Linked DNA regions of Homo sapiens: region 2 is linked to region 1. The links are chromatin loops, found by intact Hi-C in ENCODE. Cell type or tissue: CD14-positive monocyte. All regions are shown on one strand. Links, peaks and the distances in the headings refer to the core of each region. The heading gives the core; the rest is flanking DNA. Region 1 holds the start of SAMSN1 (SAM domain, SH3 domain and nuclear localization signals 1). Region 2 holds the start of LOC124905053 (a long non-coding RNA gene).

Region 1 (16,596 bases), core at 5,324-13,323:
TTAATGTATTTTATATGTGGTCCAAGAAAATTCTTCTTCTTCCAGTGTGGCCCAGGAAGGCCAAAAGATTAGACACCCCTAGAGTAGACTGAAGAAACTTCATTCACTTTACAAATATTTATTGAGAGTCTACTACGTTGAAAGTATTATGCTAGCTGCAGAGGGAGGATATGTGGTGCTTACTTCAATATTAGGTCATTTTTTAAAATATTTGAATATTAAGAAAGTTGTTAGCCTGGACAATCTAGCAAAACCCCCATGTCTACAAAACATATAAATACTAGCTGAGCATGGTGGTGCAGGACTGTGATTCCAGCGACTCGGGAGGCTGAGGCAGGAGAGTCACATAAGCTCAGGCATGCTGACGCTGCAGTGAGTGGTGATTGTGCCTGCACTCAAGCCTGGGTAACAGAATGAGACCCTGAAAAAAAAAAAAGGAAGGAAGGAAGGAGAAAGAAGGAACGAACGGAAAAGAAAGAAAGTTTTTTTACAATTGTAGGTGTTGACATGTGTGTGGACGCCTAGAGAGATTTCTTTGATGAACTTCCTGCATAGTCAGAGACAGGAATGACGATTTCTAAACTTACAGACGCTCTTACAGACATGGTTTCCCTGATCTCCATAAACTTTAGCTGGCAATTCAGGTGGAAACAGAAATAATATCTACAGTCCTGTTGCTTATAAAGGCAGTATATTAAGAACAGAAGTATTGGAAATTAACATATTTCATGTCAGTTTCATTTTTCATCTAACTCTGTGTCTTCTTCAAGGTAATTGACCTTCCTTATGCCTTAGGCTCTACATATGAGGCTAAATAAGAGTCATTCTCTCACAGTTGTTACAAATATTAAATAAATTAGTGTACAAAAAGCTGTAAGCACAGCAACTGACATGAAAATAAACCAATGATAAATATAGAAAAATAAAATATTTTAGTTGGAAAAACAGACAAGGAAAATTGTTATGTTCTATAATTTAAGCATTTATAGAGTGTAATGCAATAACATCTCATCAAATCTGAATATTGTATATGCTTAAAAGTTTTTAAAATCACTATCAGTAATGGACACTAGTAGTAAGAGGTAAAACAGCCAGTTGTGGTTGCTCATGCCTGTAATCCCAGCACTTTGGAAGGCTGAGGTGGTTTGAGATGGGAAGATCACTTGAACATAGGAGTTTGAGACCAGCCTGAGCAACATAAGGAGACCTCATCTCTATAAAAAATTAAAAATTAGCTGGGCTGGTGGCATGGTGCCTGTGGTCCCAGCTACTCAGGAGGCTGAGATGGGAGGTAGCTTGAGTCCACCCAGGAGGTTAGGGTTAGGGTTAGGGTTATGTGATTGCACCACATCAACTCCAGCCTGGGTGACAGAGCAAGACTCTGTTTCCAAGGTAAAGGCAAAATTCAAGAATAAAGATAACAGTACCTTGCATGTATGTTAAGCAAGCCTATTTTTAACTAACCTAAGTACAGAATACTTAACTATTATTCTCCTATTTCTTTTCTAATTTGGAATTTATCTGTATACAGTAGAGAGTTCTGAGACACACATTAAAGCCCTTAGAAGTTATTAACATTCCAGTACATGCAATGGGTTTCTTTTGTAATAATTCTGCAAGAATTTACCAGTTTCTGTTATAGAATATCTCTGGTCTCTGCCTCTCAGCCTATACTGTAAGTGTCTTACAATAAATTTGAATGCTACTCTTAATTTTGAGCTATTCAAAGGAGAGAACCTATACTAAAAATAGAGAAAGAGAGAAATAAAGGATGAAAAAGAGGGTACACTAATGATAACACTACACATGGTAAAACTGTATTTTAACATGTATTTGGACTTACTCTTTTTAAATTCATGAACATGTTTATCGATAAGTTTTAGGAATATAAGAAAATAATGAATTATTTTTGATATAGGACTGAAAATCTATTGCTACATATTATATAAATGAATGTTTTGAACCTTCTCATAACTGTAAGACCTATTTGAAAATACTAATAACAAAATCTTTCTCCATTAGCTTTCAATTGGAAAGTTTGATCATTTTTAATTGAGGTAACATTAGTTATAATATGCATTGCATTTGAATTGTCCAATAGGTCACTTGAAATAGAACCAATGACAGTTAACAAAAGCTAAATGATTAAATATTTTCTTCATTTTTTATATTGTCAGTTTTTACCCTACTATAGGATTTACAATTTAAAAAAAAACCACAAAAACAAGAAAATTCCTTTCACAAATTCTAAGAGTATAGTATGAAGAGTTTATGTTTCTTGGTTAGGAAATTTTGTAAACTAATATCTGGTATGTAGTTAATCAGTGAAGACAGTGATTCCCTATATTTCAGACCAATTTCTTGATGGTTCTGTTTCTAAACATAGACCCTTTCTAGACACAATTTCTCTTCAGTAAATGAAAGGATTTGCACTCCTTTTTCTATGAGCCTTTTATTTGTAGGGATTATCACAGCATCCACCTCTGCCAATTTTTTTTCTTTTTGAGAAAGGGTCTTGCTCTGTTGCCCAGGCTGGAGTGCAGTGGCACGAACACGGCCCACTGTAGCCTTCAATCTCCTGGTCTCAAGCAATCTTCCTGCCTCAGCCTCCTGAATAGCTGGTACTACATGCACGTGCCACCATGCCCAGGTAATTTTTGAATTTTTTGTAGAGATGGGGTTTTGCCACATTGCCCAGACTGGGCTGGAACTCCTGAACTCAAGTGATTTACGCACCTCGGCCCTGCAAAGTGCTGGAACTACAGGTGTGAGCCCATGCACCTGGACAGATACTGCTCTTTATTCATATAATATGCAAAGAAAATTACCCACCAAAATAAATGTGAATTATGAGGAAAGGAGTTATTTTAAGACATAATTACAAATGGAAAAATATCACTTCCATGTTAAAAGGAAACAATCCAACTGAATGTATGAAAAACATGCCTGTGCCTCTATATTCACATCTCTTTAAATTCATGCAGAATGAAACCATCTGTCTAATGAAAATAAGAATTCATTCACAACAAAACTTAGCATTTCCAATGTGACCATTTTCTGTGATATGTTTTGTTCAAAGATGTATATTTTTTCAAAATTTTTTTTATTTTATGAATAAGGAAGTCAAGATTAACAATATTCCAAGTGTATTATAATAGTTACTGCTCTTAAGCCAAATGATGATGATGGAGTAAAGTATCATTTTGACAATAGTTTAATGTTGTAAATATGACTCTAACTCACTATAAAATACAGGCTTTATTAAATACTCTCTCTTTAGATTTTAAATACTTTGAGGTATATCATTCTCCATATTAACTTTTATGATCTTCCCTAAACCTACTATTGTTAACTATTTGTTGTACTTAATCAAGTAAATATCATATAAAATTAATCTTAAATGGAAGCACAAGCCATGCTTTTAAAAACTTTTCTGTATTATTTGGAAAATGTTACTTTGAGTTTTTCTTATATTAGGGAAAAAGAAATCATGATACGTTATCTAGCTACATTTTAAACTAAAGATGCTTGTCTATCCATTATTATGCATATGTGTCAGAAAGAATTAATATTCAAAATCATTTATTCTCAGTTTCCAAAGATAAGAAATCATTTATTTTTGTTTCCTTCAGAAAAACTTGGATGGTAACTTCCAAAGAGTTTCAAAATATTGACCATTGTTCAATGTCTCATCAATTCAAAAGGTCATAACAAATGAAATAAACCAATCTCTTTCTCTGAAAATGGGTGCCTAACATATAAAGACTGATAGACAATAAATCAATCCTTAAAAAAAATCTGGACTCAGCTATTGTTTATCTCAGAAAGAGACTAAAAATTGTATTTACCTGAGAAAAGAAATGTACAAGTATTGGAGAAATTTTCTGACATTGGTACTTTGTAAATAGTTGTTTTACGTTATTAATAAATCTAGAGTTCTACAATAGAATTTGAACTTTATCCCATGTTATACTTTTTTTTTTTAAAAGTAGCACTTATTGCCAAGACAAAGAACAGAGTAACATTCCACATATTACCAATTTGTCAAGTCTACCAGTATATGGTGTTTTGATGCTTCTCAAAACACAGCCCGATTTTTTGTGTAGTAATAACATTAGTTCGAGAGAATAGCAAATATACATCTTTACAACGAGCTATCATGATTTAACATTCAAAAATGAGAAAAGTCTTATATTTAACCATAACATTTCCATTTTACAACCTTCTTATAACTCTATTTTGAAGAGCTAATTACTTAAGAGATAAAATTCATTCAGTAGACTGTTCAATAGACGTTGACAATCTCATAGTCATTAAAAACATGCAAGAAGATTTTATAATAACAAACACTCAGAGACCACTAAATTGATTTTCTTGAAGTTGAACTGAACTCAAACTTCACTTACAGATGTAAATGTTCCAATATGCACCATAAGACAAAATTACAGAGACAATAATTGCTAGGTGTGATTTAAAATCTAACTTTGCAATTTAATTTTTCCGTATTTGCCATGAGGCATTAAACCCTATGTTTGACTTATGACTGACAGATGAGAACATTGTATGTGTTCAAACACACATATGTGTTTATTTTCTATTAAATAGTTTGATTTTATTTAACTATGTATGAAATCACCTTACCTTTGGTTTTTGATGTTTCTCCTTCTCTGAAACATTGGATGGCTTTCTCTTGAGCATTTTGAATTCTGACTACTCCTAGTGAGTGCACTTTCTGCTGTTACAGAAACAACTGAAAACAGTCAGCAGTGTGCTGTCTAATGCACAGCATCAGATAAGGTTGAGCCCAGGGACCTGCCACTTCCTCCTTCAGTCAGGATATGACTTCAACATTTACATGGGTAATTTTTTTTTCTTACAGTAATTCTTTGGTAACTCTTTATTGTCTTGCTATTTTCTATGAGGTATGTTCCAAATCTCATATTTAGACATGCCTGCAGTTATGAGAGCCATAAGGATTTCAAAACAAAACTCATTTTCTTGGTTTATATAAAAGTAAAAATTTACAATGCATTCCATGGGTAGAAAAAAGAAAAAATCGGAGCCAATAACTGAAATAAAACTTGAGATGTTGGTTTTCTATTATTTAAAAAAAAAAAAAAGAATACTCAAGGTAGTCAATTTTGTATATATTTTTTCTTTTTTTGATACGGAATCTCACTCTGTCACCCAGGCTAGAGTGCAGTGGCATGATCTCGGCTCACTGCAACCTCCACCTCCCGGGTTCAAGCGACTCTCCTGCCTCAGCCTCCCAAGTAGCTGAAATTACAGGTGTGTGCCACCATGCCTGGCTAATTTTTTGTATTTTTAGTAGAGATGGGGTTTCACCATGTTAGCCAAGATGGTCTCGATCTCCTGATCTCGTGATCCGCCCACCTCAGCCTCCCAAAATGCTAGGATTACAGGCATGGTATATTTCTAAATAAACACAGTTAGAAGATAAAATAAATAAACAATGTTAGAAGATAAAATAAGTTAGAACTTAAACAATACTAATCCTACTTAAAGCATGTATGCATATATTTTAAAATATGGATTAGACCCATTCTAAATATAAATGGGAACATGACTAAAAGTAAATGTTTATCATATGTTACTTTTCTAATGTATTAAGATGTTGTAAAGTTCTGGTTAACAAAGAGATCAATTAAACAGAACCCCCAATTAACCATATGTCTTTGTGCTACAAACGATGCCATATACTGATAATTGCTGCCCTGGTGATGAGCCAATGGATCAACGGTTTCTTCAAATAAAACACCCAGAACCTCTATTTAATAGTCCTGGTAGAGCTAATATGACTTATTAAGAGTTTCCCCATGGTTTAAAAATGTTTATGATAATGAAAAAAGCAAAATACCCAGAAGTAAAAGCAAAAAGTTCAAGCTTTATTGTTAAATGGGGATTTACCAAAGGGAGATTTGCAAAATATATGAAACTCTGGTTCCATTTGAGCAACCCAGATTAAGAAAATAAACCTAGATTTCTGTTTATAAATCCTCTGAATTGAAAAGTGTAGTGCCATATTCTTAATCAGCAGCTTTTCCACGTGACAAATCAACTGACTCTATTTCTCAAACTTCCCTCACACTTCTAAGCTCCACCCCAAGGCCCAAATTTTACTAATTCATTTAACAAATGAGATTCAAATTTCACTAATTTATTTAATAAATATTAAATTGATTGTCTATTATGTGCAATTTGACAATATTTCAAACCTCTTGACTAGCTAAAAACAACCTGTTTTTGTTCTATAACAGAATTGAAAGAATATACTTTTCATGATTATGGTTAATATGCCTATTATTTTATTACCAGATAATAAAAGCAGACTTTGATTTTTGAGAATTATTGAGTTAGTGTTTTCAAAATACTGACACAGACAGAGAACACTGGAAAACCTGAGAATGTTGAGGTGGGGTAATTCCCCAGAAATACATCTTTTAGACTTTCAGTTTGGGCTTGGGTTAAGAAAGTTGGCTAGGCAGATCTTTTGCTTCATCTCTTAAGAAATTGAAAGTCATAAAAATACGTTTTTAAGTGAACCATTTGCACCCTCGACACCCTCTTTTCTTCATCTATGAATAAAAATTTAATTATGGAGTTCAATCAGTAATAAAATGGCAATGATAATGCTTGCACTTAGTACATGGTAGAGTTTTGTTGATAGTAAAATGAAATACCAATAAAGGACATACTTATTAGATGATTCATCATTTCAGTAATGTTTTATGTCAAAAAATGTTTGTGAACTCTAAAAAGGCATGAAGTTTCAGTTTGAGGTGGTGCTTGCTATAGGTTACATTTCTCCAATGTTTCTATAATACAGTGCTAAAGAATAGAGAACAGTCACATTTATGAGACCCATATCTGGACTAGATGCAGTTTTTAAAAGCGTTATACTCAAGCAAACAAAAAATATATATCCATTTATGGATCTCTAGGCACTTCACCATCTTTAACATTACAAGAAATGTTTAAAATGTAAACAAAATAAATATTTTCCTTCAAGTACGGGTGGAAAAGGATTTTTCCAATCTTTCTTTCACTCAAGAAAAATGTTTTCTGGGGCTTAAAAGACAGATGTGACATTTGAGGTCCCATTCATTATCTAACTATGTTAAACTTCTTGATCCCCAAAAAGATCAAGTGACAAGGTTACAAATGTTTTTATCAATTATCTACTATTTTATGGTATTTGGAGGACACCGAGATATTTAGTGAGTGACACAGAGTGACCCAGCAAGCTCAAAAGTCACAGATGGACAGAACAAGAATGAAGCAGAGAGTCAGTACAGAGCACACCTCACTACTGACCATGATTAAACCACTAGCAACCCTGTTGCTTAACATGTATTCTGAAATAGGGAAATTGCAAAAGCACAGTCTTGGTGCTTTACAATACCTTAATGGTCTTACATCCCAGACAGAATGGAACTTTGTGTACTATCTCTGTGTCATGAATCATGAGTAAAAATTTTGAAGAAATTGCAGTCAAATGACAAAGATTGAGGTGTATTTTTCGGGAAAGTAAGGTGAGCCATAAAAGGATTGGTTCAGCAATCCAACAAATATTTATTTAGTGTATTGCTAAAACACAAATCATAAAATTCAAAGCATAGATAGAAGGAAATTAGAGATCATGGGACATTCAAAGTGATGTCCTCGATTCTGAGACATTGAGGATCTCCATCTACATCTCTCTGCCTTCTGCCATCAGGTTGAAGAATACAATTAGATAGTAGTTTGGATTAATCCTACTCTACATTTTATTTTAGGACATGTACACTGGTTCAATGGATGAAGGGTTTTAAAATCAAATCTTTTAGAATGAAAGTAGATTCTCTGCATTGCTCTAATAGTTAAAACTTCTCTAACATGAAGAGTTGGTTGGGCACAATCTTATGCATGCCTCTGTGTATTGCTGGGTCAACCATGACCAAGGGATATTTTATTAACTCTAACCAAAAATACTCCTGACTATACCTCAAGTGTTTTGTTACAGGAGGAAAACAGAGAGACCAATTTCAAGAATTTGAAAATAAGCAAAATAAGGTTGTCATCACAGAACCCAACTCTGAAATTAAGATTTAATGTAAGAATAATCATTTTATAGAAAAAAGAACTGTATTCCATTCAAACCTGCAGAATTTACTCATCTATGATTAAGAAAAGGAGTCAATCATAAAAGTAACTTAACCTTGATAATTCCTCTCTTCTTTTTGGCCCCCTCAGAGTAGACTTCTTTCTATAGTACAGGGAAGAGAATTTTATTCAAAGAAGTTGAGTGGGGATATTGTGTTCCTACCTGTTTGGGGTTTCACGGAAGTGGAGATCCTACAATATCAAAAAAAAAAACTCTTTCTTTCTCAGTGTTTCCTGAAATAAGTACACATTGCCATCTGATGACGTTCTCTGCAATTCTGTATTTAATAATTCAGATGTTGGTGCCAAGCTATATAGAGGGGCCTTGGTGTTGTACCCTCCTCTAGTTATCTAGCTTATTCTTACCATAGGTGGATTAAACATCTCAACACCTCCTTGTTTGGATTTGGGAGTTTAAGAGAAATGACGGGATGGATATTCCCCCTGGCCTATGGGAGGAGTTAAGGAAGTGGGGGGACCGTTTCTTCCTTGTGAATCTCCTATATTTCCTAACTCTCTAAAGTCACTTACCCATTCTATGTCTGGAGTTCCTGTTTACTAATTCCTTTCTCTAAGGGACCCAGCCCTACCCAGCTCTTGAAATCCCTTCTAATGTGTTACTAATTGAAAAGCTGTGCAGTGACTTTTCTGCTTCTCCTGGTGACCTGCTCCAGGAAGTGACAAGCTCATGTTTTGGGGAGATTAGGGGAAGATAAAATTCTGATTCTATTAACAGGAAGTGGCAAGAAGATGGGAGCTACTGAGGTTTGCCATTTCCAACAAGACGTGAAATCAAGCATATCTATCACCAGGATTAATTTCTTCTAAAAACGGACCTGAAGTCTACATGATAAATTAATATTCCACCTGTTGACTTCTCCTTATAAGACCCTGCCTGAGTTTCATTGCCTGAGTTCCCATACATTCAACTAACAAGGATGAGGTGATGCCCAAACAACTTCTAAATAATTAGGAAGGTTAGGGAGAATCTAAATTCATTTTACCTCAAATAGAAAAAAGACAGTAACACAGACAAATACTGGAAGGTTCCTTTCAAGTTGCTGAGTTAAAGGAAAAGAGAGCTTAGTGAGCTTTGAGTATCTTAATTCTCCAGACAAGATAATCTATTGCATGGAGATGAACATATCATGCAAATTTTAGCTGGATTTCAGTAAACAAAATATGTGTTTAACTATTTTCCTTTGTTTTTATTTTAAGCTCTATGCATAAATGATGATTTGGCTCCTTGGGTAGATATGTCTATAGGAGACAAAGGCAGCATTCATATGGACATCAAGTACCTGGAATCTGAGATTGCTATTTCTCATTACAAATTTAAATACTGCCAAAGTGGTTAACTAGAATGTATTGACAGAAAAGGATCTACCCTTGATGTGCTCAAAATACTATGTTTCTGAGTGGTTAGAGTTGCTAGTCATACTCTGGATATCTTGGGAAGCCTCTTAGAGAGCCTGGCCTGGCAAAATTACTGCTTATTTTAAATTTCCAAAGAGATAATGTAACACATTATCTTGTTATCTCAGTTATAGAAGAAACAGATCATTGGGATAAATAGAAGGGACCAATGGCCTAAGATGAATGGTGAACCTAAAGAATCATACAGGATAAAACTGCCTTGAAGAGACAAAGAACTTCATAAATTACATCTATGCCTTACAAGATGTTTGAATGTAAGAGAAGACTGGGTACCAAGAATGAGTAGTATCAGTTCAAAGTGACTGGAAAAATTAGGGAGGCTGATAAAGTTTAAGATTCAAAATAAATGCAAATTACTCAGATTACTTCAATAAATTATAAGTATTTCCTTTCTAAGTGGTTTTAAAGTCATATAAGGGCCATATTGTGGTTGGCATAACAAATAATGATAAAATTTAATCCATTTATGATTAAAAGTTGTAATTTTCATGAAGTAATATTATTCTACAAGTTAATAATATTAATAATAATGACTGTCATCTTGAGTGTTTATTACATAACAGAAATTATGCTGTGTGCTTTATAAATATTTTCAATATAATCTTCACAAAAATCTTCATGAGCTGGTACTAATATTATCATTCTCAGCTTCCTGGTGGGGTTTGGTAACGTGTCTAGTTTGCACAGCTAGGAAGTGGTGGAGTCAGGATTCAATCCAAAGCCTCAGCTCATAACCATCACTCTATGTCATAAGTAGGTCTTGGCATACCTAAATACCTGGCATAAAATGGGAATGATTAATTTGACTGTTCGGGTCAGGAATGCTAAGGGCTAGGGGGAGGGTAATGTTGAGTTGCTGGCTTCTGGTTGAAAAGAGAGTTGGTTCAATCATTACATGTGTAAAAAAATTTGAAACCAGTAAATCTGCAGCCAATCCAGAGCTCTTTTCTATAATTAAGATTCAGTATCATGGGGACAAATCTGCATTTCAGGCCCCTCTCCAACCCAAGCTACCTTGTTGAGACACTTATTGGCCCTCAATTCTACCCTTGATAATAATCATTGTCTCTAATTTTATGCTTACAAAAATGGGTGTAGGTAATCAGAGTAGAAGCACAAATGAGACTTATGCACACTTTATGAAATTCCTTTCTATGAAGTTCCTTGGTCTGAATGTTTGTGTGGTCCCAAAATTCATATGTTGGAATTCTCACCCGCAAGGTGGAAGGTAATAGTAGGTAGGGCTTTTGGGAGAATTAGGTCATGGGGACAGAGCCTTTATGGATTGCATTAGTGCCCTTATAAAAGAGGCTAGAGAGACATCCCTTCACTCCCACTTTTCCACCATGTGAAGACATAGCAAGAAGGTGCCATCTATGACCCAGGAAACAGGCCCTCACCAGAAGAGAAATTTGCTGGTGTCTTCATCATGGACTTCCCAGCCTCTAAACTGTGAGAAATGAATTTCTGTTGTTTGGAAGCTACCCCAAGTTTATGGTATTTTATTATAGCAGCCCAAATGGACTAAGTCACCTGTTTTTGATAAGGCATCTGTCCGTAAAGTTACTACCATAAGCACATTCCATTTGCTCGAGTTGGAGGTTTAGCTCTCCAATTTCTATTTCTAAAGAGCGTTTATTATTCCCTCAATCTTTTGCTCTTAATTTTGTGATTTTGCTTGCCTCAATATCAAATCCAAATTGTGATTATCATCTTCACATTTCTACAATATTGTTCTTTTCTATATTTCTAAATGTCATTTAAAGTTTTGCAAATATAAAAATGCTTACACTAAAAAAGTTAGAAAACACAAGCACCCTCTCCCATCCTTCTCTATTCCTAGACTTCCTATTTCAACTCTTTTTCTGATCCTTCCAATATTTAAAAAAAAAATGTTTCTAGTTGGTTAGATTTATTTTTCTAGATAATATATTTTCTTGATTTATGCATTAGGCATTATCTATTTATTCCTTTTTTTATCCTTGAGGATTTTGTACTCTTCTTACTTCCCAACTACCTTATAATTATTTTGTTAAATCATTAGTCACTATTAACATTATCATGGTATAAATAATATTATTCATGGCTGAGTTAAATATTGTTTAATGCTTTATGTTCCTCTTTTGCCCATTTTTGGAATTAATAACTGTCTTTCTTTTTATATGATTGGTTCTCTATATATTGTTAATATTTCACCAATAAATACTCTGACAATTATTTCAAGTGATTTGTTTCAAATATTTAATTTCAAACATCATACTTGTCATTGCAAATGCTCAAACACTTTAGATGTTTTTTCTGTTCTAATGTGTTCTAATGTGGTTTAGTTGTTCTCCGTTGAGGATAGAATGGAATTTCTCCTTAATCACTTCCAATTATCTCTGGTCTAAGTCTCACATCATGTTTCTTTTTGTCTGTTCTCTCATTTGCAGAAACATATCTCCTTAACAGAAAAAGGGCACTTACATCCTTTTAGATCCTTCACATTTGAATGCTATATTGACTTGAAATCGAATTCTAGCCTGGAAATCATTTTTTTCTCAATATTTAGAAGGCTTCTCCAATTGTCTTCTAGCTTTCAGAGTGTTGAGAAGTCTGCAGAAGCCATTGTGATTCCTGTTTTGTTGTGTATGGCCTGTTTTTTCTTTCTTTTTCTCTGCCTCTTTCCTCTGGATTTTCTTCGAATCTTTGGTATATCCTAAAATGTCATATTATGTGTGTTGATATGGGTTATTTAAAAACTTCTCTTTAGGCCTATGTTCCCTTGATAAGTTCTTCATCTCTCTTTGTTCTCTCCATCTGGAAACGGATTAGTCCAATGTTGAACATACTGGATTGATACTCTCATTTTATTATATTGCTCTCTGATTTCATTTATTTGACCTTTTGTTTTCCAGGAAAATTCCGTTACTTTTTCTACTAATTACTATAATAAATACAATAAATATTTTACTTTAGCTAGATTTTTAATTTGCAGAAATGCTTTCTGATTGTTCACTTTTCATAACATTCTGTTCTTAAGTTTTGGAAAGGCAGTGACATGTAATGGTTATGAGGGTGGACTTTAACCACACTGCCTAGGTTCAAATCCTGACTCTGTCATTTACCTGGGTGCCCTTGACAAGTTATTTAGCCTTTCCATAAAGTGCACATGACAGTAATGCTTGAAAGATATTGCTATGAGAATGAAAAGAGACACTATTATGGTGTTGTTGGAAAAGTGCCTGGTACATAATAAACACTAGATAGTAACAAGCAAATACTTGGAATATATTCCATTATCTTTCTGAAGTTATTAATTATCATTTTTACAATTTTCCTTCTATTCCCTTCATTATCTTGTTTTATTCTGACTTCTTCTGTTTGCTTTGATTTCAGTCTTTCATATTTAAGCTGTTGTCATATGTCTGGAGATTGTGCTCTCTGGATACATTACTAAAGATCATGGTATGAAAAAACCCGACTGGAATTTCTATGTAAATGGGTGGGCTTGTCAGGTGATCAACTAGCAGTTAAGTCTTTTGTTTTCTTTTTCTTTTTTTTTTTTTTTTTTGAGACAAAGTCTTCCTCTGCCACCCAGGCTAGAATGCAGTGGCACAATCATGGCTCACTACAGCTTTAAACTCCCAGGCTCAAGCAATCCTCTCACCTCAGTCTCCTAACTAGCTGGGATTACAGACATGCACCATAATGTCTGGTTTATTTTCTATTTCTTGTAGAGATGGGTTCTCACTGTCTTCCCAGGCTGGTCTTGAACTCCTGGACTCAAGAAATTCTCCTGCTTGGCCTCCCAAAGTGCTGGGATTACAAGCATGAATCACCACACCTACCCCAAGGAAACTTTTTCATCAGAAGACCCTCAAATGACAGTTTCTGGAGTTCTTTTCTTTGAGACTATTCAGGTCTGCAGATACTAACCTTTCCATGCCCTGCTGGGCTGTGGAGAAAAGAAAGTAGTTTCCTTGCTGCCTTCAAAGGCTGAGCCTCTCAGGGCCTCTGTGATGCACACTGACTCATTTCATTGCAGCCTCCTTGTCTACAACTTCTGAGATTGCAACGTGCTCCAACTCTCCATTCACCTTTTATTATCCAAAACATTAGTTGACATCCTTTCTATCCTTCTCCCAAATCTCTTTGTCTCTTTAGGTTTGCATCTTCTTGGTAAGTGTATGTAGCTATTTAAACAAAATCTAGTTTTGCCAACTACATTCCTTCACATTTTTATTAACTCCAAGTCTCTTCCTTCACCCTGCCTTTTAAAACATTTGGACATATTTATCTTATTTGCTCAGCTCCTAACTATATGAAACATATAGCAGGTATTGATTCCTGTCAATACCACCCCTACCTTAAAGTTTTCAGATTGGCATAGGGACATGGCAGAATGACACAGTAGGAAGAAAGCAACACACACAGATGAAGCCTTTCCATTGAAGCCCATTCTTACATGTAAGTGATTGTGCTCTCTCCACATTTTCATATTCTTCTCACAAGCACAAAAATACAGTATTCTGTGGAAGAGTTTGCCTTTTCATTCTTTATAAACAGGATAAAACAGTCGAAGCTCAAGTTTTTATTAAAAATCTTCAAAATAACTTTTAAACTTAGAATATTATTCAGTACCACTGAATCGTGCCTCATTTGGCAGAAAGGCAATTCTGTCCATATTACAATACTGACAGAACAAATTGATCTAAATTTTGCACAGAAGTGCTTTGTTATAAATTTTGTTATTAACTTTTATCTGAACATAGTACACCTCGTGTATAATATTAAAATTGCCTGCTTAATTCATACTTTATTCCCCAGAAGCAAAGAGGAAAGTAGATTGTACTGATCAATAGACCATGATTTCCTGTCTCTACCTACTGAAGAAAAATGCAATTAGTAGAATTTCATGGAAGAGATATATATGAGCTTCCTTTCCTCAGAAACGCTATTCTTAAACAGGAAGAACAAGATCATTTCTATTTCCTTTCTATTTTCACTCATCAGAAAAATTTATAGCAGATTCAAGAGTGACCAGATTATTTTTCAGGCCTGATCATTTGAAACTACATCAAAGTTGTAAAGCTATAGGAGAGGGTAAGTGTATTGTCTACTTCTTAAAACAATCAAAAGCCTCATATGATCTTCATGCCATCATCTTTGAGAACAATATAATTATAAGATGAAATACTCCAATTGCATGTCAGTTTAATTACAAATAAATAGAAAATAATTACGGTGGATGTTTTTAATGAAAAAATGTGTATCACAGCTAAATCAAATTTCCTATGTATATTACATAAATCTGCATATATACTTAGGTATATATGTATGTGTATATGCATGCGTGTGTTCATACACATACACATATTAGGCTGTTCCAATTAAATGGAATTCCACCTTTTCTTTTTAACATAAAGGGTAATAAAAGAGCTTCTTAGGAGACTGAGTATATTGTAAATAGATGCACATTGCCTTCTCCCACCCAACACACACAAAGTGAGGTTTATACATGAAGTGCAAAGCCACAGTGAGGCATGCTGCCTCGGAAGCCTACCTGCATTCTAACTGAAAGCATCTGCATGTGTTATTTGTGGGAAGAGGAAACAAAAATCAAGTGATCATTGACAGGATTTTAGAAACATGTTACCTGCAACTCAATTCTATTTTTTCTCAAATAAGAAAACTTTTCCATAACATTTGCAGCCATGTTTATGAGAAATGAAAGAAAGATCTGGTTTTGTCAACTGAATATACAATAAACCGAATATCCAAGTTAACATCTGTGCCCAGCAACACCCTCTCCAACCAAAATAATAATAATAACTGATTAACTACAAACCAATATCTGGTTGGAAAGAAATCAGATTTCTTGTTATGTTTCCAAGAGCATGTAATTCTGACCTCCTGGAGTGGCCCCTGCAAGCAGTGAAACACTCAGACTGTTTTCTGCTGAGCAGGCCTGGCAGAAGGGTCTGCTTTTCCTCGTTCTACCCATCCACGGAGAACCTGTGGTGTGAAGAGAGCATGTGGACTTTGGAGGAGTGATGTAGAGTTGAGTTCAGACAAGCTACATGAACTTGAGCCTGACACCTGTCCTCTCCAAGTCTCAAATTTCCTCATTAATTAAAAGGAGAAAATAACATTTCCTCATGAGATTATTGTTGGGATTAAATTGTGCAAAATGTATAAAATTCCTGACACAGAGAGAGTCTTAACAAATACTAATTTCATCCTCTCTCCTTCAGGGACAAAGGTAGAAAGCCTGAGATTCCTAGGAATTCACGCCCCATACTTCTTCTAGGACGTGGTCATAGTGTGACCCAGGTTCCTGGGAACATGTTCAACCCCTGTTTTCAAAGCCTGTACACACATCATTGCTCTTTTTACCTGGTGTTTTCTTGCTGTCACATGCTCTAATGATATTTGAATATGCTATTTATCCCCAGCTACCAGTTAAGGGAAATTTCTACGGGGAATTCACTTCTGCTTTCACTTAGATTTAGCATTTAGCTGTGGATTTGCAAATGCACTTGACACAAACTCCACACTCTTTTCCATCACCAGGAAGGCTGGAACGTCTCTGGTCTTTGCCTATCTATGCCATTCTCCTCCTTTCTTTCTCTGATCTGGTCACGCTGATCTCTCTGCACTTGGACTACCAGTCAGTTCTTACCTGTCCTGGGATTTTGCTCAAGCTTTTCCATCTGCGGGAAGTGCTTTTCCCTTTACTTTTGACATGGGTGGCTCCTTGTCATCAAAGCCTGCTTTCCTTCAGGCCACCTGTCCGTGGAGGTCCTGTGGTGTGATGAGAGCATGTGGACTTTGGAGGAGTGATGGCATGAGCCTTCATGTCACCTCCACAAAGGGCTTTCTCCAATCAAACACATATAGGTGCTTGATTGTTTTTACTGTTTTGATGATTTGTTGTGTTGTTGGTTTATTTTGGTTACTGGAAGGCAGAAATTAGGCCTATCGCTAGCACTAGCATAGAACCTGGCAGACAGG
Region 2 (16,596 bases), core at 5,121-13,120, 69 kb before region 1:
TATTATTTCCTACAACTTATGAGTGTTTGGACAATTGAAGCTATGTTTGGAATATGAGTATATGTCTGTCTATGTGGGGAAGAGATGATGATAAATGCCTGACACTATGTGTCTTGAAAAAGACTAGGCAAAAGAATTTCTAAGTTTTACAGAAGGCAGAAAGGATGCTTAGTGGGATTCTTTATGGTACAAATTTGAAAGTGCCTGATGGAAGTGCTTCTTCATGCTTAAATCTTAAAAGTATTAATAATAATATTATATGATACAAATAATGAGCTGGGCAGAGGTAAAATCTTGCAGAAATCATACTAGATGCTTTACTTGTTTAAGTTTCCCAACAACACTGCAATGTGGACATTAACCTCCCCTTTACATTTGAATAAACTGGATCTTAGATGCTTAAGAACCTGAAGCAAATAAGTGTTGAAACTAAGCATGATCCCAAATCCCTCACACGCCAAACTTTACGTTCTTGTATTGCATCATGTTGATTTCCTGTGCTGAGGAAAAAGTTATTTTTCCTTTTACTATCTATAATATAAGTAGTTATTTGCATACTGGTTCTGGCACTGTCTTACACAGGACGTTCCAATAACTGCCAGTCACATAGCGACGATTATGCTTGATTAAGCAGATCCAGTAAGTACTTGATCGACTTTTTCCCATAAATGCTGACATTCTGCAGCCAAAGGGAGAATAACACTTGCCATTATTCTGAGCACTCTGTGCATCTCCCCTCGTCCCTCCCAATAATACCTGGCCCTGAATTTCCTAAGATCAATGTTCCCAGATTATTAGACTCAGCCCAGATTCCAGGGTTTCCATCAAATTCTTCCTGGGTAATTTGAGATTTTGAGTTCTATAAGTACTACAGGCAGACAGGTGACAATTTGTGAGATTTGAGGGTATGTTCAGCAGGTATCATTGTTGCTATTGGTCATTCTATCCCAGATAATTCATTGTTAGCAATGTTGAAGTCCTCACAGTGCTCCAGAATCCTCTAGAAATACATAGGAAAGAGTGCTTTCAAAATTGTTAATGCATACTATTATAAGAATATAAATATCCCCACAAGATAACCTGATAGCTATTGGCTAGCACATTGTTTTATAGTCTGCTGATTGGATGACTTCAGCCGTTTCTCAAAAGGTGGCCCAAGGTTCCTGTGTATCAGAATTGCTTGACAATTTTGATACCCCTCTGGGCCCTATCCCCCTGCCTCAGATTATCATACCCTCTAACTTAGAGTATTAGAGGAATATAAGTAGCTTAATGTAATAAAGTTTAATTTTATGTAGCACTCAAATGGGGGTCAAGCAACATTCCCGAATGCTTTCCTCTAAAAATGACCCAGGGATTTGAGCTCTTCCTTTGGTGGGCTCCCCGTTTCAGTGTTCCTTGCTTGCAGCCATATAGATGAAGAGATGAAGGTAGCCAAAGAAAGAGTAAGGAAAACCTAATGAGAGGAGGACATGAATCTCAAAGCAGATATTATGAGTCAGGCCCTACCATTGACGTGAACTGATTACAAGGACCCAGCTGAATGCAAGAGGGCTGGGAATATACCCAAGAGGCTAATAAACATGGTTTGGGGAACACATAGCATTTTCTCTGCTTCGTAAGTTATGTGAGTAAGGCTGATTAGAATGGAGAAAAGCAAAGTCAAGTAAGCATGCCACGTTTTGATTGAAATGGAATTTTAATGGGTACCCAACAATGCCTTTATAGTTAATATAAGCCTGTGTAAAGAAGATGTGATCATAATGTGACTTTTAGGCAGGTTGTTTTCATTTCCATACATCTGCATTATGGTCTTTGGGAAAATTCACATGGGAACTGTTGATAAGGAATATCTGAAATCAGGGCCAGCTTCATGTAACCTGTGTTGTTGCACAGGGCTGTGCTCTCACAAAGGTCCACATTTGGCTTAATGCTCTGCTATTGTATTGCTGTCTTAAAATTCTTAATCATTTTGAACAAGAGGTTGTGCATTTTCATTTTGCACTGGATCCTTTTTCTAAGCACTCAGGCTGTCTCCCATTACATAGCTGGTCCTACCTGAAACTTGTGCCTTATCAGTGATTAAAATTAAGGCTTCAAGGATAAAATGAAGACATAGTCTTTAAGATGCAGTCAATGCTAATTGATCTTTTAGAGAAGACAAGTTACAATAATAAAGTTCCAAGGGTGGGGGTGTGGGCTCACACAGGTGCATGTGAACATGGGCCTGTGCAAAGTTTATTAGGAGCAATTTGTTTTAATTGATATTCATTGGGCATCATTCCACTGTTTATTCTTACCTACTCATGTGAAGAGTTGGTTGATGTCAATTGCACAAACATTTGTTTCAGAGAAATGGGTGTTTCAGTTGGATAAATTTTAATTAAGTAACCTTTACTGTACAAGTAGTTGCTTTTGAAGCCAGGAGAAAAATGACTATAATTTATTAATTCTATAATCCAGAATCTGAAGATATTGAATCTTGTCTACTCTAACCTTGAATATAATTTTCACTATGAATGTCCTAAATATCTGGCCACAAGAATAAGGAATACAAAACATTTCCAATGTATTGTTAAATTCTTCTCCTATTGCAAATGCCTAGGCATTTAATTATTAATTAAATAATTTAATTTATTTATTATTATAAATTTATTAATATAAATTAAATAATAATTTAATTATTCTCAAGCTCATATATACAGGACTTGATTGCTGATGCTGGTAAGCAAAGTAGCCAAAAGTCTTGAATTTCCAGATCATTTGGTTCTGAAATAATTTATTTGTGATTGCTGCTTCCACACCACTTGTATACATTACTACTGTAGTATATCACATTTCATAGGGATGTATTTATTTATACATATGCCAAAGGACCACACTGAACTCTTAATTCCTTGAGAACAGGTGCTGTATCTTATTTTTCCCAAAGCTTAGCAGATTTACCAGGTACCTAGAACATATTCAATGAAGAGTTGATGAGGGAGTGGAGAAACAAATTATGATATAAAAAATCACTTTTCTTTCAGGAAGTAGCAAAGTGTAGATTTACAGGTCTTCAAAGAACCTTCTGCTTTTACTAAAGCCAAAATCACAGTGTTTTTGCTTTGCAAGAATATTTTAAACTTGTATAATGCTCTTTAGCCCATAACAGCTATGTTACACAGAAATTTAAAACATCTGAGGGATAAAAATAGCATATACTTAACTGTTATATTCATAAATTCATTTTATTGAAGGACTTTTCTGTCCTGTTCAAAAAAAAGTTGTTGATTGAACACACACAACACATATACAAGAAAAAAAGAACAGGTCAGGTGTGGTGGCTCACGCCTGTAATCCCAGCACTTTGAGAGGACAAGACGGGTGGATCACCTGAGGTCGGGAGTTCGAGACCAGCCTGACCAACATGGAGAAACCCCATCTCTACTAAAAATACAAAATTAGCCAGGTATGGTGGCGCATGCCTGTAATCCCATCTACTCGGGGGGCTGAGGCAGTAGAATCGCTTGAACCTGGGAGGCGGAGGTTGTGTTAGGCCGAGATCATGCTATTGCCATTGCACTCCAGCTTGGGCAACAAGAGCGAAACTCCGTCAAAAAAGAAAGAAGGAAAGAAAGAAAGAAAGAAAGAAAGAAAGAAAGAAAGAAAGAAAGAAAGAAAGAAAGAAAGAAAGAAAGAAAGAAAAGGAAGGAAGGAAGGAAGGAAGGAAGGAAGGAGGGAAGGAAAGGAAGGAAGGAAGGAAGGAAGAAAGAAAGAAGGAAAGGAAGAAAGAAGGAAAGGAAGGAAGGAAGGAAGAAAGAAAGAAGGAAAGGAAGAAAGAAGGAAAGGAAGGAAGGAAGCAAGGAAGAGAGAAAGAAAGAGAGAGAGAGAAAGAAAGAAAGAAAGAAAGAAAGAAAGAAAGAAAGAAAGAGAAAGAAAGAAAGAAAGAAACAATACACATAAGTTTTAAGGGATATGGATGTTTATATCTGTTTGTATTAAACTTACTGCTAATAATCTACTTTTTCCTATGGTCTACTAATAAATGCCAAGAATAGGGGGAACGATCCTCTTATTTAATGCTGGAGATAGTTTATTTGCTGTCTCAGTTTCCTGTGGTTGTTACAGCAAATTCACCACCAACTTGGTGCTATAAACCAACAGAAATTAATTCTCTCTTGGTTTTGGAGGTCAGTCAGAAATCGGTTATCAATGGACTAACATCAAGGTGTGTCTGCAGAGCCACACTTTCTCTAGAGGTGCTAGGGGAGAATCCATTCCTTGCCTCTTCCAGCTTCTGGTGGCTTCCAGCTTTCCCTGCTTATGGTTACTTTACTCCAATGATCAAGGCCAGCATCTTCAAATCTCCTTTTGCTCTGTCTTCACATGGTCTTTTCTTTTCCATGGGTTAAATCTTCCTCTGCCTTTCTCTTATAAGGACATTTGTGGTGGCATTTAGGGACCCACTCACTCCTTACTTTAAAATCCTTAATTTAGTCACATCTGCAAAGACCATTTCCCCAAATAGGGTGACATTTACGAGGTTCCATTGATTCCAATCTGCTGTCTTTGGGGGGCAATGATTCAGCCTCCTACACTTGCTCTGCCCACTATTTTCATTAATGACTAAGTAATGGGATTCTAGATGATGTACCCTAGTGTACTTTTCTCCACACTCCCTGACACAGGAATAATGATACTGTGTAATACTTGAGTGTTGGAAAACTATCAACTAAATAACACTATCAAGAAAACACTGCCTAAAGAAGCAGGCTTTGGCAAGTAGGGCTCAGAGAGGGAGCTCATAACTGCATGATAATACTTCCCATAAATTATAGTAATGTTAATTGTCTCCCTCAAAGCAAGGCCATTAAGCCGCTTACTGCTTCTACCTTAATAATTTATTTTGATATTTCTTGTGGCCCTACCTTTTCAACGGTCTTTTACTTTTTACCCAGAGGGGATGTAAACACCTCCCTGACAGTCCTTTGTTGTATATTTCATCTCTAAGTATAACAGGAGAGGGAAGCAAATGACCAAATAGGTCGTGATAAGCTCTGCAGCCAACCAAGACAAAAGGCTCTAGAAGACTACAGTAGGAAGAGCTTCATTCGGAAATACAAATCCTAACACATGGAAAAAAGTAAGTAGATCTACATGCCCTATCTAAACAACTGAACTGTCAGTGACTTTGTCACTAACCAGGAAGAGATTTTCTGTTTTATTTATTTCCACTGTGCTGAGGTAAGACCATCCTCAACATGAAAGAAGGCGTTTCATTCCTTCAACACATTTCTATGAATCTCCTACTATATGCCAGATATATTATGTACCAAGCACTGATTAATTTAGCTGCTTTCTTTCACCCTCTCTGACTATAGTTTTTCATGTAATTTGCAGGGTCAAAACTTTGCAAAGTCCTATGCTTGGCCATTTAAATCTGAGCCAAGGTCACATAAGGACAATTTAGTTAGAGTGGGAGAGAAAGGAAAAAACAAGAAAGCTAAAAAGTTACATAAATGTCCTCTAGCAAGCAGGTTCCTTGTTCTGAGGGCTAATGTACTGTAGCAATTCATCAGTCATTCTAATAGTCTTTTAACTTCTGTCAGAAAGTCTACTGAATGCTAACATTTTAAATGTTTAATATTCTAAAACATATTTTCATTAATCATGCAAATTATCTGGACATCCGTATTTTACAACAACCTCTTTTGAGACTAAGAGGCCTAAGAGTTTGTGTATGAGAGCCTGATGTTAGCAAGTGATACTGTAGATGAAGTATAACTTAGAATCAAAGAATTTTAGATGTGAAAAACTGCTAATGTAATTTCAGTATCTATGTGTTATCATATTTATACACACCCTCCAAAATGCTATTAATGTCAGATATTTCTAATTAGGTAGCAAGCAGCCTAAAATATGCACTTCCTTCATTCTGCTTTATCATATGGTTGCTGGATGCATATTAATATTGTTGGGTGGTACATTTTCCCAATAGAATTGACCCTGTGTTTCATAGTAAAGTGGACACTGGATTTTGTTATTAGTAAAGGAGAAAAGAAGTGTTAATTGCAGTTAGGTTGGCCTGAACTGCAGCATGAAAACCTCCATTTATATGCTGCCAGTCACTCCAATTCCAGAATTTCTTAGCTTCTTGGAAAAAGGAGAAGTATATGTCTGGGCCCCATGAAACAGGTGGATTAAGAATTGAAAGGGTACAAGACATGAATTTTGATGGAGTTAGTGGAAATTCTTTACCCTTTTTTCTTTTCTTTCTCCTCTCCTCTCCTCTCCTCTTCTTTTCTTTTCTTTCTTTTCCTGAAGCAAACTGATTGCCAGCAAGGCTGGTGGCTGGTAGTGAAATAGAAAAAAATGACCTGAGACCATGTAAGTGTAGTTATACCGGAGCCATAGAGCTCACTGCTTTCAAGAACATGGCCTAAGTAATTTGAAGCCATGGCCGGGCGCGGTGGCTCACGCCTGTAATCCCAGCACTTTGGGAGGCCGAGGCAGGGGGATCACAAGGTCAGGAGTTCAAGACCAGCCTGACCAACATGGTGAAACCATGTCTCTACTTAAAAAAAAATACAAAAATTGGCCAGGCTTGGTGGTGCACACCTGTAATCCCAGCTACTCAAGAGGCTGAGGCAGGAGAATCTCTTGAACCAGGGAGGCTGGGCAACAGAGTAAGACTCCGTCTCAAAAAAAAAAAGAAGTCATGAGGTCATGAGCATTGGTGGATCACTGTACTTGCCCAGCTACCAGCAGGAAACACAATCAAATTAGGAAATCCCAGGAAGGCTTATTTATAAAGGGACTAATTACAAAGGTGTGGGCAGAGTAGAGGGCAGGGGAACCAATAAGGGCTGCACTGGTAGTGGGAGCTAAGAGCTACAGAGCTGTTACTCAATCTAGACCCTAAGAGATCAGGAGGAAGAGCAATTACTAGAATCTCAAGGAAGGAGAATCATGTAAAAGGTCACCTTGAAAGGACTAGCAACCTTTGATTAAGGGAAGCACCAGCACAAGGTGATCTCACAGGGAAAACAAATACCCTGACCTCACTCCTCAGGGAATGAGGGGACTTTCTGCTCACTGAGCCCAACAGGAACCTCAGGGCACAGAACTGGAATGTAGTAGCTTATACAGGTGAATATATCTGAGTGAATATCCAGGCTTCACAAGTGGAGAGTAGATTGGAGAGGAGAGTCAGAAACATCTCATTTTGGTATGAATGCTACTTCTTTCATTGTACGCTACCAAAACTCACAGCCACCCTTCCAGTGATTTTATACAGTTTCACCATGTTGGCCAGGCTGGTCTCGAACTCCTGAGCTCAGGTGATCTGCCGGCCTTGGCCTCCCAAAGTGCTGGGATTACAGGAATGAGCCACCATGCCCGGCTGTATATATATATATTTACCATTTCCTATCTTTTCTTTTCTTTGTCTAAACTAAATTTCTAGCAGCATTGCTGTATCTTCAGTACACCAGCATGAACCACCTTAGCCCCTGAGTAATCAGATATTTTTTTAAAACATACAAATGTGATCCAGACAGTTCATTATTCTCCCTATATCACTATTTCAGTGTAACAGTGTGCTTTTAAACGTCTGTAGTTTGTATTGCTAAAGGAACACTTAAGACCTCACTTTTTTACATTGTTTGCCTTCTAATTATATTTTTCTAGTAAAATATTTAACCATTACTTCCTGAATCACGGATTCTAAGGTGCAATAAAAATCCAAAGGGAAATATATTTGTTTCCTACAGAGACAGTTTTTTTTTTTTCCCAGAGCATTTTCAATGACTGCTGCAGAAACGAATGAGTAAAGGTTTCCGAAATGAATAGTTGCAGAAAACCAACTTACTGTCATACAGAAGTCCATGCAGCCCCCGGGTAAAAGTACTTATGTATCTCCTTTTGTTGAGTTCTCTATTTTTTTTTATGAATATGCATATTGGGGGATAAACTTCCATCTGCTCTCTTTTAGCTGATTCTATCACATTTTTGAGCTTTGCATCATTATGGAGCTTCAGAGAAAGATGATCATTTACATTACATATGGATATAAAGGAGAGAAGGAGTTGATGAATTGCAAACAAGTATAATTTATATGGACAAAGTGTGCCAGAAGTGCTTTTCACCCCATTTTACTCGGCAACTGGAATGATTCCTGCCCATTCACTTGGCCTAGTGCCCAAGAACTCAGAAAGGAAATGATCCTGTTAGCCTTACACATCAGGATTCTACTCCTGCCCTATGAGGAAATGCTGCTTTGCACTCAGGCCCATCAGGGACCCCAGAAGGTCAAAAGAAACCACTGAATATACTAATGTCATTTTTTTACTTTCTTCCCTCATGGTTTCTTAACTTATAATTTATGTCACACAGACCTTCTGATACTCTAACTGTTGGTAATTCAAATGTGAGAAGTTTGCATGACGAAGATAGGGAAGGAAGAGTTATGAAAAGGTCATATATGTTCCTGGTAGCTTCTCAGCCTCTTTCTGCACTTCGATTTCCCATGGCAGATTATTTGCCTAAATGCTCTTAAGCTTTATAAATAGGTAAATATCTACATTTAGGCGGCCTTCCTGAGGGCTTCTCTGTTGCCTATAGCACAATGAGTTGTGACTCCATAATTTATCAGAGACCAGGGTCCAAGGTGCACTAATAGCAGTAATAACCCCAAAACTTTTATTTTTTCACTTATTCATTAGGCATTTATTTATAAATCCTTCATTCTTCAAAAATGAGTACTCCGGCTGGGCACAGTGGCTCATGCCTGTAATCCCAGCACTTTGGGAGGCCAAGGCGGGCAGATTCCCTGAGCTCAGGAGTTCAAAACCACCCTGGGCAACATGGTGAAACCCAGTCTCTACTAAAATACAAAAAGTTAGCCAAGCATGGTGCTGCCCACCTGTAATCCCAGCTACTTGGGAGCCTGAGGTGGGAGAATCACTTGAGCCCAGGAGGCAGAGGTTGCAGTGAGCCAAGATCCTGCCACTGCACTCCAGTTTGGGTGACAGAGTGAGACTCCATCTCAAAAAAAAAAAAAAAAAAAAAAAAAAAGAGTACTCCTATCATGAGCTAGGTGTGAGGAATGAAAGCTAAATATAGCACAGCCTCTCCGTAAGCTGGTTAGGAGTAAACAAAGATATTCTTTCATGAAGAAATGGTCATTCATCTGAGAAGTCCTCTTAAGCCAGCTGACTCTCTCTCATTGCTTCTGACAAACACAGTTGTCATAGCTCTGAGACAATTTGTGTCTTAAGAATTTCAAATGCCTGCAAGTCCATGCCTGCATTGTGGCAGCATGTGCACTGCTTCCACTGAATGTCCAGACATCAATGAATAAAAATGAAGTAGTGGATATAATAGCAGTAGTTGTTTTTATGCACATACTACATGCGTCGTGCTGTGTGCTTTACACACATTATCTCATTTAATTGACAACATTTTGTAGATTAAAAAAAAAAGACTAAGCTTAGAGGATAAATGACCTGCCCAGTCACACAATTCTCAAACCAGATGCTTCAACTCCATGATCTCCTCCAGTCTCTATGTTTAGGTGAACATTGGGTGTGATCAGAGAAATTCGGCAGTTAAATAGGAGGTAACATAAAAAGAGGGTTGCTTTTATCTCATTTCCATAGCCAAAAAACCTGGTCAAGTTTAGAAGCTGCTGTTCTTTTACCTACATTTAGTCCCTATTCGTTTTGCTCTCAACCTTTACGTGATTGTAGCGTGACTTCCCACTTTATGAAAGAGTACTTGAAGTCTGTATGCAAATTATTCAAGTTTTTTGATGGTTGTGGGGAGGATGGAAGTGCGTGCGTGTGTGAGGTGATGGAGTATCTAAAATTTCTTCCTATTATTTTTCTCAGAACTTCTGCTTGTAACGGAAGTTTCTCAACATGAAATGTCATCAATTTGGCCTCATTCAGGAAGTTGCAGGGCACTTGACTGTAACCTCAGTAAATTGTACGTTTTCTGAAATCCTGATAATCTTTAGCTGCCTATCATTTTGAAATTTTAAAAGTTATTTTATTTCTGAACTAACTCCCTTGGCAATTTAATTGATTAAAAGAGAAAAGATTATAATGAAATACTTCAGAATGTAGATATATTCATCTGTACATTACAAGGGGAACTCAGAATTTAAATGATCTGATTTTTGTATTCATCAAAAAATTACTATGAGGATTTTATTTATTTATCTGGAATAAAATTCCTCTAACCATGCATATTGTCACAACATACTTGAATTTACAAAGATACGGAATCTCTGGGATCAGAATAACGGTATATTCTGATCTGTGTATATATGAAAGACTCAGTGGGTTCCAATGAGAGAAGCTATGCTATGATTCTCATGCGGTTATATAGTTAAAAAGACCTTTGTTGGCATAGTCTTGGACAGCATACATGTTCCAACTTTAAATATTGCTGAGTGAATAAATAAACATATGAGACTGGGAAATGTCGTCAGGGTTCAACCTAGAAACACAAAGCCAGTATCATGATCTTGTAATTATTATAATGTTAATCCTTTAGCCATCTTAAAAGGCTTGGACTCATGTCTCTCACTCAGCCAAAAGCAGCAGAAGGTCCAAGTTCCTCAGCTACCTCCCAACCTTGGATGAGCCGTTTCTTATCTTTCCGCTGCTCTTTATTCAGCTTTCCATGGCCAAGAGAAAAACCTGTCTTCCTTCTGTTGATGTTCCCTGCCCCACGTTGAGGGAGCTGAGGCGAGAGCTGCAGAGGATCCGTAAGGAGCTGTGGGTAAGGTGAGGACAGCAGCCCTCCCTTAATGTGGAGTATACGTCCGCTATTCTTGTGTCCTTTTTAGTGCGGAACTCCGTGATGAGGCCTTCCTCCTGACCACTTGAGCCTCATGGTGTCTCCTCTTTTTAGGAATCCAATCTCTCTTCCTGTGCTTCAATCTCCTCAAGGGCTCTGCAGCACTTCCCCTCAAAAGCATTTCCCTAAATCCTTGACTGGGTACCAGACCTTCATTTTTAAGTGATTGAAGTTGTGGCTGAGTATGCGTCATGGGCGATTGCCACCGTTTTAAAGTCAAGTAGTTTGTTAGTTGCTCCCCAACTTACAATTTCCTGGCATCTCCATAAAGAAGCTATCCTGTCTTGATCTCCCTGAGGCAGCAGGTGATTAAAGTTTTAAAATCATGGTTAGTGACTGCTGTGTTTAAGGAGGCCCCAGAATAATCGATTTGGAGTGGTAGCTGTAGCAAGAGTGGGGTCATGATGGAGGCAGCACCTTGGAAAACTGAAATGAAACACCATTTCATGCTGTGAAGGGGGAAGAATAGAGGTAGACATGTGCTTTAGCCTCACCTGGGCACTGCATATGCGGTTAAATCTCAGGGGTCTGGAAAAATATGCCGGACGTTAGCAGTGTAATGTTGTCCTCCAGCATTTGAAATAACACTTTGTGTTTCCTGTTTTTTCCTAAGGTATTACGTTTTATTGGTTAAAAAAAAAATAGGTCACTTTGGAAGGTACTTACCTACAGTACCTATATAAATTGAATGGATCAATTTAAATAGGAAGATGGAATCTGTTATATAGGAATAATCATCATATTCAATGCCCTCTAGCAAATATTTCCTAAGTGCCCACTGTGTGCCAGGTATTATGTTAGGCACCAGAGATTAAAAAGGCTAAACAAAATAATCTCTGTCACAAGGAGGTCACAGTCTTACGGAAGGGCAATTGTCATACAAATATATAAAGCATAATATGACAAGTGCTATGAACCACAATTTACAAGTTGCTATGGAAACACAAAGAAGAGAGCACCAAAGGGAATCATGGAAGGCTTCACAGAGTAAGTGACCTTTAGGATGGAGGAAAGAGGGAGACTTCCTAATGTGGAAAATAGCAGGAGACACTCCAGGAAAATAAATAGCATATGGAAAGTCACAAAGGGAAGAAAATTGCAAGTATATTGTTATGGCTGGAGTGTAGATTGAGAGGTGTGTGTGTATGGTGGTGGTGGTGAGGGGGTAGTTACAATTCATAAGGTAGGTAAAAAGCAATTGGGGAAGACCTTATGCAGCCTGGAAGGAAGTTTGGATATTATACTAAAGACAATGAGAAGCCCTCCAAAACTTTCAAGCAGAAAAGTACCTGATTTGATTCATGGATTAGAAAGATTTATCTGGAGGCTGTGTGGAGGATGGATGAGAAGGTAGGGGGTCAGTTGGAAAGCTACTGCCATTTTCCGTGCATGAGATCATGAGGATCCAAAGCAAGACAACAACCATGGAAATGGATAGAAGGCCATGAATATGAAAGCATTTGTAGAGGTAGGATCCATAGGGCTTGATTACTTATTGAATTTGTATGAGGAGGATATATGTGAGATGAAGCAAGAAGTGATTTTCTGCTTTGATGACTGGCTGGGTGATAGTAGCAGTAAAGAGGAGTTGGCAATAAAAAAGCAGAAACAAATTTGTAGAGAAAATCGATGGTTTGGTTATGTTGAATTGAAGTTTCCTGAGGGTATCAAGTGAGTCAGATAAACATCACTGGGGTTCAGGGGACAGATGAGTTTGAGGAGGTTGAGATTATTGCTATGGGATGCACTTATATTACAAAAAGTGAGGGGTGTCTGGGAGGAGATATTTTCTCTAAAGTCCAATATTAAAACCCTTAAGTAACATTACTCTGGAAAATGCAATATGCAAATAGTTCTTTTTATTATTAACATTAGGGTATGTCAAATTTTAAAATATTTACACTTAAAGACAAAACATTTCCACAATTATTACAATTGGTTTCACTAAATCAGAAGTGACTACACATTATCTCTACTTTTATACCAGAAAACAAAATGAAGAAATCAACAAAATATAATTACTAAAACTCCACTGTGGATCAGGATAAAATGTGTCCAATATTAACTCACACTTTCCCAATAAGTATAAAAATGAATATAACATTGCTTGGACAACTTGTTTCAACAGCGAATCCTCTATTACTATTTGTTCAATAACATATATAAATTCAAAACTGGCAGGTATGAAAAAAGGTTACTTTGTTTTTTGCAGATACTGTACTTGTAAAATAAAGCCAAATAAAGCATATGTCACACATACCAAAGTCTTACATTTTGCCTTTCTAATACAAGCAAGTGAAATATTAACACATAGCATTTAAAATAATAAATATATATTTTATTGACAGTAATTTGGAATGTTAGAGATACAAAATTTTATGTACAATTATTCAGATTAAAACATTTAAACTTTAGGTTTTATTTACAAATATTTATCTTATCTTCCTCTCCTATTTGACGTTTTAGCTCAAGAAGAGTTAAAATGGAATGCATCTGTAGATATATAGTTGGGAATGCGTGTTCAGTCACTTGGCTCTGTGATAATAATCTTATGTACCATGTCAGACAGATTTTCAGACTCCAGATCCTCTTTGCCATTATCTGAATTTCCTGATGAGATATAGCAACCAGAGTCCCTTGGGCAGTCATCTAACTGTGACTTATTTAAGGAGATGTCTGAGCTCAAGGATAGGGGCTCAGGTTCATTTTCTTGCTCTTGAATAACTGTAAATGGAAAAAAAGGGCAGGAGTTAGGTAAAGCAACACAAAATCTTATTCATGTACTCATTCACTTTCAAGTATTATCCTATTTTAACTGTTCTAACCATGACTTCATTACAATGGAAAGTTCTGCAAGTAAAAGGTATCTTTGTTTATTACAAAAGAGATATTTGCACCCAAATATTCAAGCTACTGTTTTATTAGAAGCCAAAATTTGCCCTTCATTGTTCATTTGCAGTTTCATGGAATTCATGTGAACTTCCCGCATCAGCAAAGATCAATATGGACTCTCATTTTACATTAATAATAAGTTGCCAGAGAAAGCAGATTGTATCCACAGTGTGACTGATGCCTTGTCCAAATACTCCTTAAAGTATCATTAGAAAAAGGCATTTATAGTTTAAATGCACAATCCAAGTCAATAGTGATCTTTGTGAACAATTTTAGATTCATGATAATCTAGATTAATTAATAAATTATCACTATAAGTAAGAATGTACAGTAGGACTTCAATTATTTGGAAGTTAACTAATAAAACTTTAAATATCCAGAATTTTCCTATGTTTGCATGTATCACAAAATAGGCATAAGAAACCAGGTTGCTTTTAGAAAGTAAAACACCAAAATTTCCACTGAATCTACTTTATGAATATTTAGTCTTCCATATCTTTGTCTGTAGTCCTGAAGAATAATCATTTATTTTCAGATTGATAATTCTGCATTCTTAAAGCAGTGTTCTATATTCAACAGGCATTATCTTTTAGAAAAAGATTACTATTAGGGATATAACAAAATATATTTTGGAAGAACCCCTAAGCAGCCTGAAGTTCACATATTACTCTTCTCGATTCCTTTAGCGTCAACTTTCTCTCTGTCCATGTGGTTTCTTGATGGGTGTTTCTGCATCCTGAGCTGAGCTCCTCAGAGAAGAAATAGATCTCAGGTACTGCCTCTTAGCTGCAGTACCATATCTTCCTCTTTCCCCTTCTAACCTTGGGGCTTCACCACTGTAGGCATCTGAATAGCTCCACGTTGAAAGAGCCAAACACACATTTAAGGTTGGGACAAGAACTCTGCCTACAGAGGCTTTGCACTTCATCCCATTCCAGTGAGAATAAAGTAAATCCAAACCTCAGAATCCTTCAAAGAAGGAAAATGTATAATTTTCTTCAATAGGCTATTATAATGCTAATTAATTTATATCTAGGAAATCTACTCTTTATCTTATTTATTTTTTATATATATATATCTATCTTCTTTAAAATGCATTTTCTAGTTTCCATATGTTTTGCTAACATTAGTTTATGATCCACTGTGTGTCCAATTGCCATCAACTTCCATTATAAATGAGAATTGTGCTGTAAGTTACCCTTGTGTTAATGAATTAACTTCTCTTTAATGTTTATAGAATGGTACTAGTTAAGCATCATCCATGGGAGAAATTGAAAAGTGTTACTTAAAATATCTCCTAAATTCTGTAGTTTAGAAGAAAAATACTGGTTGAGAAAGGCTGGAAGAAAATGATAAAAATTGCTTCTTAGTCTGCTCATCTTCAGAATGAGTCATAACAGTTCTTTTAACCTTTTCCTTAAGGCTTGTATTTGCAACAGTGAAACCATATTTATGCCATTCTTCTGAATCTTCACATTTGCCCCACAATTTTAACTATAGATTCAAATATCAGGTATTTGCCTAGTGATATTATAACTAGTTCTAGATATAAGATGACAATTTTAATAGGCACCTATTGTGATTGTTATTTTTAAATTTTAGCTACCATGGAAGCATTTTGTGTGCATTATTCATGACAATCTTTAAGTTTGGGAGGGTTTACTTATTATTCACTAGTCTTTCTGAGTATCAGTCATTCACTCTTCTTTCTAAGCCCTTTTTTTTAATGAAAAGGCAGCACTAAAATGGGACCTCATTCTCTGAAGAATTGCTTTCTATCCTGCCTTGGCTTTTCTATCTTATTGCCACTGAAATGAAATGAGCCAGCTCTGTGTTCCATTATCCAAGTGTTTCTAGAAAAGGCCAGAGGAATTAGTGCTTTTGTATGCATTCTGCCACATCAGCAATGATCATCCTATTTGGAGTGTGAACCTCTTAGTCATAATGATTGTGGGGATAAGGCCACATTTCCCCAGATTATGTTTGGGCCAATATTACCTCAATGCAAAATTAAAAGAACTGATCTACTTCCCTTCACATTGATATCCTAAACAAGACTTGGCATAATAAAAACTGTTTGTTCCCAACACTCTGTTCTATTTAGGTTGATTACCAATTGTGGGGCTCTCTTCAGGATATGAAGCAGAGTCTTTAAGAACTGTAATTTCCAAAATTAGTTCTTTTCCTTTAAAAAAATAAATATTTAGCTTGTTATTTCACTCTCAGAAGCCTCTGTGCATTCACCTCAATGGGGAATAAAGTAAATAAATTAAAAACTGTCTTTACTAGAGAATATGTCATTGTGTAATATTAGTAACAAAAATGTATTTGTTTTTATTTCCACATGAGAAATGCTATATCATGTTCTCTAAATTCTAGGAATGGTTTTGTTTTAAACACAGGTCATTTATTGTAGAAACCTTTCATCTGCAATTTTTATGGAAAAAGAAAATAGTTTCTGAGTATGAAAGTTATGCAGCACGGTAATTTACAGAACAGCAGTAATTTGCTAAATGATTTCCTCGTGAAATGAAAACACGACTGTGCTCCTCAAATGCTTCCTACCAGGCTTGCAATAATTTCAGGCAGGTGATCAGCTGGAACTCTCAACTGTAACTATAAAAAGGCAGGTCATTATGTTATATTACGGAGATGAAAGCTATATCGCATTCACTTTTGTATTTGGAGGATCAAGATTTTCCTCTTCTTGTTTCTTTTCATCCTGACACTAATGACAGGGATTGGCACAAACCTAGGTCTTGTGTTATGGGTGTTTCTTTCCTGCAGAGGAGATGAATTCACATTAATGCATCCACATTTTCTTTCTAAGTCATTTAGTCCCTTCATGTGGCCATG

Evidence for each region. A loop is a pair of places that touch in the nucleus more often than their neighbours do. Peaks named below come from ENCODE experiments on the same cell type or tissue, not always from the same donor. Only the 100,000 strongest peaks of a DNase experiment are listed, where the experiment ranks them.
Region 2: a loop joins it to region 1, with 4 times the contacts of the local background. A loop is called at or near these places in 8 of 110 quality-filtered maps.

Annotation. Positions count from the first base shown.
Region 1 is chr21:14,541,564-14,558,159 of GRCh38, forward strand. SAMSN1 (SAM domain, SH3 domain and nuclear localization signals 1) reads right to left here and starts at 4,752. Exons shown (of 8, transcript NM_022136.5): 1 at 4,642-4,752. The coding sequence starts at 4,698. RefSeq lists enhancers at 797-846, 2,562-2,611. In CD14-positive monocyte, for the core only: no CTCF peak of the experiment used is centred there; DNase peaks (open chromatin) are centred at 7,388 and 8,738; H3K4me3 peaks cover 1,801 bases; H3K27ac peaks cover 4,363 bases.
Region 2 is chr21:14,472,543-14,489,138 of GRCh38, forward strand. It overlaps SAMSN1 (SAM domain, SH3 domain and nuclear localization signals 1), which reads right to left. Exons shown (of 8, transcript NM_022136.5): 8 at 12,686-13,572. The coding sequence ends at 13,370. LOC124905053 (a long non-coding RNA gene) reads left to right here and starts at 4,787. Exons shown (of 3, transcript XR_007067925.1): 1 at 4,787-5,125. In CD14-positive monocyte, for the core only: no CTCF peak of the experiment used is centred there; DNase peaks (open chromatin) are centred at 8,339, 9,229, 9,839 and 10,989; H3K4me3 peaks cover 1,992 bases; H3K27ac peaks cover 3,632 bases.